Linked DNA regions of Homo sapiens: region 2 is linked to region 1. The links are chromatin contacts, found by Hi-C or POLR2A ChIA-PET in ENCODE. All regions are on one chromosome and are shown on one strand. The core of a region is the stretch at or near the end of the contact, and the rest is flanking DNA. Distances in the headings are between cores, read along the strand shown. Region 1 holds the start of LINC00407 (long intergenic non-protein coding RNA 407). Region 2 overlaps LOC105370185 (a long non-coding RNA gene).

Region 1 (4,053 bases), core at 621-3,120:
GAGTCACTTCACCTAGCCAACCAATAAAATGTTTCTATAAAAATGAAAATATATAATAAACAAACAAACAAAAAATATTTCTTTGAGGACATCTGTCCAGCAACTGCCTGTACCTCCTGGAACTGGCATCAGGGTCTTATTGATCCTTGTAGCCAAGGATAGTTATCTCAAAACAATATGTAATCCTCATTTTTCCTTTAAAATCCTTTGTCCTTACCTCCTTGAATATGCACATACTATGATATGTGTATTTCTATTGCAATGCCCTATTCCTACATAAGTATAACTTTCCTCTAGAAAGCCCCTCTCTGTTATTTAGGTTGATAATTGGGAGTCTATTAGTAAGGAGGAAGAAGGGAAGAGATGTTAGATAGGTGACTAAGAATTTGCCTTCTCAGGCTGGGGACAGTGGCTCATGCCTGTAATCCCAGCATTTTGGGAGGCTGAGGCGGGCAGATCACCTGAGGTCAGGAGTTCGAGACCAGCCTGACCAACATGGAGCAAACCTGTCTCTACAAAAATACAAAAAATTAGCCAAGTGTGGTGGTGCAAACCTGTACTCCCAGCTACTTGGGAGGCTGAGGCAGGAGAATTGCTTGAACCCAGGAGGCAGAAGTTGCAGTGAGCCAAGATCACACCACTACACTCCAGCCTGGGCAACAGAGCAAGACTCCATCTCAAAAAAAAAGTAAAAGAATTTGTCTTCTGCAATGGAGCTTCTATTCTCACTCTTGACCTGTTTAACAGCAGCAGAAGTCTTAATGTCTGCAGTGTTCCTCAGAGCCATTCAGTCAATCAGTAATTATTCAATAGAACTATTTTCCTGAACAGTGTTAGGTGCTAGATTCTGGGAGAAACAACTGCCAGTTCCTAGCAGAACTTAAGTAGTACATTTATACAGCTTTTAATATAATACGGTGCCTAGTGAGTATTAAAATAATGAATGAATAAGGCAACTCTGATGCAATAATTATACAAAGCAATGAGAAGTGCTATAAGGAGGACTCCATATTTTCTCCATTTTCGTTTTTTTTTTTTTTTTTTTGAGACTGAGTTTCGCTCTTGTTGCCCAGGCTAGAGTGCAGTGGCACGATCTCAGCTCACCACAACCTCCACCTCCTGGGTTCAAGCGATTCTCCTGCCTCAGCCTTCCTGAGTAGCTGGGATACAGGCATGTGCCACCATGCCCGGCTAATTTTGTATTTTTAGTAGAGATGGGGTTTCTCCATGTTGGTCAGGCTGGTCTTGAACTCCCAATCTCAGATGATCCACCCACCTCGACCTCCCAAAGTGCTGGGATTACAGATGTGAGCCAACGTGCCCAGCCACCCATTTTCTTTTAAAAAATCATTTTCTATTCCTCATGATAGCCTCTCATTTGCCAGGATCTAGAGCAGCATTGTCTAGTAGAACTTCTGCAAAGATGATAATGTTGTATATTTGCATGGTCCAATATGATAACCACTAACCACATGTGGCTATTGAGGACATGAAATGTGGCTAGTGCAACTGAGGAACAAAAGTTTACATTTTATTTATTTATTTTTAAAGACAGGATCTCACTCTGTCACCCAGGCTGGGGTGCAGTGGCTCAATCACAGCTCATGTATCCTGTATATCCTGGGCTCAAGTAATCCTCCCATCTCAACCTTCTGAGTAGCTGGGACTACAGGCATGCACCATCCATGTGGCAAATTTTATTTTATTTTTTGTACAGATGGAGTCTTGTTGTGCTACCCAGGTTGGTCTTGAACTCTTGGCCTCAAGTTATCCTACTGCCTCAGCCTCCCTTTACTTTTTTTTTTTTTTTTGAGACAGGGTTTCACTTTCCTCATCCAGGCTGGAGTGCAATGGTGCGATCTCAGCTCACTTCAACCTCTGTCACCAGAATCATATGATTCAAATGATCCTCCTGCCTCAGCCTCTCAAGTAGCTGGTACTATAGGTGAGTACCACCATGCTTGGCTAATTTTTTTTAATTTTTATTTTTAGTAGAGATGGGATTTCACCATGTTGCCCAGGCTGGTCTTGAACTCCTGAGCTCAAGTGATCCACCTGCCTTGGGCTCCCAAAATGCTGGGATTACAGGCATGAACAACAGTGCCCAGCTTTTATTAAAATTTAAATAGCCAAATGTACCTAGTGACTACTGGCTAATGAATCAGGCAACGCTGTTGTAGAGTGCTTGAGTATTAGTAATTCCATGAAGTTAGTAAAAATAAGAACCTAATGTTAATGTGTTTCATTCACTTCAGTTATTATTGGGGCAAATCAAGATTACCTTAAATCCTTTTTTCCAATATTCTTAATATCTACACATTAGTGCTTTTCAAATGAAGTTATTTTATCAAGTTCTTTCAAGCTTAACTATTCTTTTCTATAAATAGAATTAACTATTTAGAGGTGACAAAAGTAGGTGACAAAGATCTGATAAGAAATATGAGTCTAGTTTATGCATTTTTTTACTTGTTTGAAGTTAGCAATAGTTTTTATATGATTATGTCAGATTCCAAATATGAGCTGTTAGTGCTTGTATGGGAAAGATTTTTTCCATTTGCAGTGAGCATAAAATCTGCTTCTCCATCAAGAGTACTAAGTTCCTTTTGAACAATGCTTATTCTCTCCCTTACCAGTTTGGTCCTTAACTACTTACTACCCTGTAAAAATTCTGAATAACTATTTGTATTGCTATCTAAATCTTGTTTGTTATTTAATTTTAAATATATGCATAACCTAGATCCCTACTTTTATACCTTAAGCTTCCTGAGGGCAACATGCAATTTGGGTTTGGTGGAAAAAAATCCCTGGACTTAAAGTCAGGTTATGGAAATTTCAACAATCTTTTTGAGCCTCACATTTCTAATAGATAAAATGAGAATAATAATAATATTGGTTTCACTGGGTTCTTCAGGGCATCAAATGAGGTGTATGTGAAGTTCTCGGGGGATGCTCAAGTACTAAGTCACTGCTAGATACTCTGTTTCTTGGTGTCCTTTATAGCAAAACCATAGGAAGAGCTCACTGAATAATCACTTAATGAGTGAATGAATGGATATAGAGGACTAAGGAACTATAGTTTTTAGTGATTTTTTTAGTGATTTAAATGAGCAACTGAATCCAGGTGGCTGGGACAACATATTTGCCTGGGTCTATGGTCCCTTTACCACCTTCAGGGCTCTCATCCCTGATTGTCTTATCATAAGCCTGGGTTATTATAAAAGATGTGTCTGTTGGAAAGCTTTTGCCTGTGAGCCACAGAAGACTTGCCAATCCTGAAGTGCTTTAAACATAACAGGCTTCTTTGTGTGTGTGTGTTTGGAGACAGGGTCTCATTCTATGGCCCAGGCTGAAGTGCAGTAGTACAATCAGGGCTCACTGCAGCCTCCACTTCCTGGGCTCAGGTGATCCACCCGCCTCGGCCTCCCAAAGTGCTGGGATTACAGGTGTAAGCCACCATGCCCGGCCTAGTAACAGGCTTTTTCTTCTTCTTTTTTTTTTTTCTTTTTTTTTTTCAGGCAGGGTCTTGCTCTGTCACCCAGGCTGGAGTGCAGTGGTGCCATCTTGGCTCACTGCAACCTCTGCCTCCCAGCTTCAAGTGATTCTCCTGCCTCAGCCTCCTGAGTAGCTGAGATCACAGGCACACACAACGCCCTGCTAATTTTTGTATTTTTAGTAGAGATGGAGTTTCAACATGTTGGCCAGGTTAGTCTCCAACTCCTGGCCTCAAGTGATCCACCCACCTCGGCCTCCCAAAGTGCTAGGATTACAGGCGTGAGCCATGGCGCTAGCCCATAATGGGCTTCTTATCTCACTCACATAACTAGAAGTCCACGGGGAGGGTAGTTCTAGGTTTGCTTACTACCGCGGGACCCTGATGCCGTGAAGTACCTGGGTGCTTTCCTCTTTCTGGTTCAGCAGCTCAACATCCCCAGTGTCTTGCCCATGTCTCCTCTCATGGGCTCCAGGGGCTGCAGCACTTCCAGGCATCATATGCGGGTATGAAGGTATCCAGCAAAGGAGAGAAGTGTGTTCTCCTGTGCATCTTTTTCTATT
Region 2 (4,053 bases), core at 1,081-3,580, 70 kb after region 1:
CCTGTAATCCCAGCACTTTGGGAGGCCAAGGCAGGCAGATTACCTGAGGTCAGGAGTTCAAGACTAGCCTGGCCAACATGGTGAAACCCTGTCTCTACTAAAAATACAAAAAATTAGCCAGGCATGGTGTTGAGCACCTGTAATCCCAGCTATTTGGGAGGGTGAGGCAGGAGAATCGCTTGAACCTGGGATGCAGTGGTTGCAGTGAGCCAAGATCACACCACTGCACTCCAGCTTGGGAGACAGAGTGAGGCTCTGTCTCAAAAAAACAAAACAAAACCAAAAAAACCTGCTGTTTTCCAGAGTTCCTCAGGTTGGCTCCTTTCTTCTCCCACTCCCTTCAGCATGGTGTGTCATTCGTCTGTGATACCACTGGATTCATTTGCCACAGCATGCATTCCATCTTAGGCCTCCGACAACCTGGTTTATATATTTTTTTAATTTCCATAGAGTAAAATTCATTATTTGGCCTGTATCGTTCTATGGATTTTTGACAAATGCATTAAGTTGTATATCCACCATCATAGTAACATACAGGAGAGTTCCATCACCCCCAAAATTCCTTTATGTCCTTTGTAGTCAATTTCTCTCCTCACCCCCCAGCAACTGTCCTTATAGTTTTTGCATTTTTGATAATGTAATATAAATGGAATCATACAATATGTAGCCCTTTGGTTCTGGATTCATCTATGTTGTTGTATAGATCAATCGTTTATTCTTTTTTGTTGCTGAGCAGTATTTCATTGCATAGATATGGTTTATCCATTCACCAGTTGAAGGACATCTAGGCTGTTTCCAGTTTAGGTTGATTATGAGTTAAGCTAATATAAACATCCATGTATAGGTTTTGTGAAAACATAAGTTTCCAGTTCACATGGTATATACCTTGGAGTGGGGTTGCTGTGTTGTATGGTAGGCATACTGTTTTCCAAAATGACTGGACCATTTTGAATCCCCACCAACGAGGTATGAGGTATCATCCTTGGTATTTTCAGTTTGTTCTTCTTTCTTAAGCCATTGTAAAAGGTGTGTCATGATACCTCCTCATGATTTTAATGTGTATGTCCCTAATGACCAATGATGCTGAGCATCCATTTATATGCTTTTTTTTCCACCTGAATGTCTTCTTTGGTGAAGTGTCTCTTCAAATCTTTTGTCTGTCCTCTTGCTCATTAGTTTTTAAGCCTTGTCCCCATTTTATAGACATAAAACTCTCACACTCACCCTTTTCTGAAATTCCCTCCTTTAGGAGCTCCCCTAACTCTACTCCCTCCCACCTCCCACCATTACAGTCACAGGTTCTTCTGGATATCCTCACCAGTTAACATGGCCTGTTGAGTTTTACCTTTTGTAGTTTGTATTATGCAAGCTTTTTTCTAAGTATAAAATTATACCCTTTTAGATGCTGAGTTAAAAAAAATACAACAAATGAGGCTGGGCACGGTGGCTCATGCCTGTAATCCCAGCACACTTGGGAGGCCAAGGTGGGCAGATCACGAGGTCAAGAGATCGAGACCATTCTGGCCAACATGGTGAAACCCCATCTCTACTAAAAATATAAAAATTAACTGGGCGTGGTGGTGCGTGCCTGTAATCCTAGCTACTCGGCAGAAGACTCGCTTGAACCAGGGAGTCAGAGGTTGCAGTGAGCCCAGATCACGCCACTGCACTCCAGCCTGGCAACAGAGCAAGACTCTGTCTCAAAAAAAAGAAAGAGAGAAAAAGAAACAAATGAAAAAAATAAATAAAAATAAAAATAAAATTACACCTTTATATTGATCTACTTTGCCAAACCACCACTCCAAGACTCTGATATGACTCCCTAGGGAACATGGCTTCCATATCTAGCCTCCTAGTGACATGGTACATTAGTATTGCCAAGAGAGTTATAGAAACTGGACATTCTTGAGGCGGGGCATGGTGGCCCACGCCTGTAATCCCAGCACTTTGGGGGAGCGAGGCAGGCAGATCACGAGGTCAGGAGTTCAAGACCAGCCTGGCCAACATGGTGAAACTCCTTCTCTACTAAAAATACAAAAATTAGCTAGGTGTGGTGGCGGGCGTCTGTAATCCCAGTTACTCGGGAGGCTGAGGCAGGAGAATCACTTGAACCTGGGAGGCAGAGGTTGCAGTGAGCCGAGATCCCACCACTGTAGATCCCACCACTGTGCTCCAGCCTAGGCGACAGAGTGAGACTACATCCAGAAAAAAAAAAGAAACTGAACATTCTCTTTGGCAGAGTGAGGCATCCTAGAGGGGCTCAGTGTTGAGTCCTGGGAGCACTGCAGTGCAGATGTCATAGGCTGGGGAGAATTGAAGTGAAAGTGTCTCAGGTTTCAGGTTGATGTGGAGGTGGTGCTGTCTATGTGAGTATGTTGGGGATGGAGGAAATGATTCATTTCCACAGGACTCCTGACTCATGGAAGTATTTGGGCCAAACTCACTTTCTAGAGTTAAATTTCATGAATTAGAATTAAAATATAATAGCCACAAGGGCTGGGAAGGATGGAAACTTCGTATTTATTAATTCATGTAATCCTCACAGCAACTCTATGAGGTCATTCACCTGCATTTGATAGAGGAGTAAACGAAACCCCTGGGAGTTAGAGGGCTGATAAATTGCAGGGCCTGGACAACATTCCTACAGCTGACCCCAGAACTCTCATTCTTTCCACAGCATTATTTTACTACATCTTGGGTTTAATTCACATACTGTGTAATATTAGAAAAAAAATTTTAAGAAGGTGGGAGTTTGGAGATCAAAGAGCCCCTGAGAGGTGGGAGCTGGCTGTGGTTGGGACTCTAGCAAGCCAGAACTTATATCTGGCTCTCACTCTTTTGCTTTGTGAATTTGGAGAAATAATAATAATTTTTTTTTTTTTTGAGATAGGGTCTTGCTCGGTTGCCTAGGCTAGAGTGCAGTGGCATGATCACAGCTCACTGCAGCCTCTGACCTCCCAGGCTCAAGTGATCCTCCTACCTCCACCTCCCAACTAGCTTGGACTACAGGCACATACCATCATGCCCAGCTAATTTTTAAGTTTTTTGTAGAGACGGGGTCTCCCTATGTTGCCCAGGCTGGTCTTGAACTCCTGGGCTCAAGCAATCCTCCCACCTTGGTCTCCCAAAGTGCTGGGATCACAGATGTGAGCCACTGCACCCAGCCAGTTGAATATTCTTTTGCTTTAGTTTGCTTCTCTTTCGCAGTGGTCTCTGTACTGTTTTGATTGCACATGCCACCAGTAATAAAAAAGTTTGAGAACACTAGTTCATGAAATGTTTATCTCTTTATAAAGTTATGTACATATAAAGCCATTTTAACATATTATGTATGTTAAAAATATTTACAAAAATAGAACTTTCAAAAGGATAAGATAAAAATAAAATAGCCATAACTCTGCCCTCACTAATATTTTTAGTTGAGACCATGTGACTGAACTAGATTGTCCTTATTTTTACCTCATGTGACAAATAAAGGCGGTGTCTGCTGTGCCATATTCTTGTGGTTTTACTTATGCTGGCTAAGTAAGAACTTTGTTCTTAGCTTTACTCTCTGATTCCATTAGAAAAAAATATTTTCATGTCACTGACCTATTTTTTCAAGTTTAGCTTTATTAAAACTAAATTATGAAAGCTATAAATCTATGTAACCTGCCATACACAAATGCACTGTGTCCCAATACACTAAAAACAATCAAATTAGAGTGATGCTATTATTCCAGCCAAATCATGGGATGCCCTCAGGCTTCTTTCTCCATCATCCAGAACACTCAACCTTCTGACATGTGGGCTGAGAGAGGAGACCAGTGCCAATCCATTGATTAACTATTAGTAAAGCTTAACTTCTGTCGTATTTATTTCATTTATTTATTTATTTTTTTGAGACAGAGTTTTGCTTTTTGGCCCAGGCTGGAGTGCAATGGCATGATCTCGGCTCACTGCAACCCCTGCTTCCCGGGTTCAAGCAATTCTCCTGCCTCAGCCTCCCAAGTAGCTGAGATTACAGGTGCCTGCCACCACGCCCAGCTAATTTTTTGTATTTTTAGTAGACAT

The links. A loop is a pair of places that touch in the nucleus more often than their neighbours do. ChIA-PET counts read pairs that join two places held with the same protein, here RNA polymerase II (POLR2A). Pooled maps may share reads with other maps.
Region 2: a map of CD4-positive, alpha-beta memory T cell shows a loop between it and region 1 (5-fold over the local background). The contact joins the enhancer-like site here to the promoter of LINC00407 in region 1. A Hi-C loop is called at or near these places in 1 of 168 maps with a recorded cell type or tissue (CD4-positive, alpha-beta memory T cell) and 8 of 50 pooled maps. POLR2A ChIA-PET finds 5 or more read pairs at or near these places in 4 of 52 experiments (HCT116, HEK293, WTC11 and 1 more).

Annotation. Positions count from the first base shown.
Region 1 is chr13:44,638,499-44,642,551 of GRCh38, forward strand. LINC00407 (long intergenic non-protein coding RNA 407) reads left to right here and starts at 1,871. Exons shown (of 4, transcript NR_149082.1): 1 at 1,871-1,945.
Region 2 is chr13:44,708,426-44,712,478 of GRCh38, forward strand. The region is part of intron 2 of LOC105370185 (a long non-coding RNA gene); the gene reads right to left. Among named protein-coding and RNA genes, the nearest start is that of LINC00407, 70 kb to the left of the region's middle. Within about 2 kb of position 2,331, at least 7 of the 41 ENCODE cell types and tissues checked have a DNase peak (open chromatin) inside an H3K27ac peak, as active enhancers do; they include HCT116, where a contact is called at or near this core.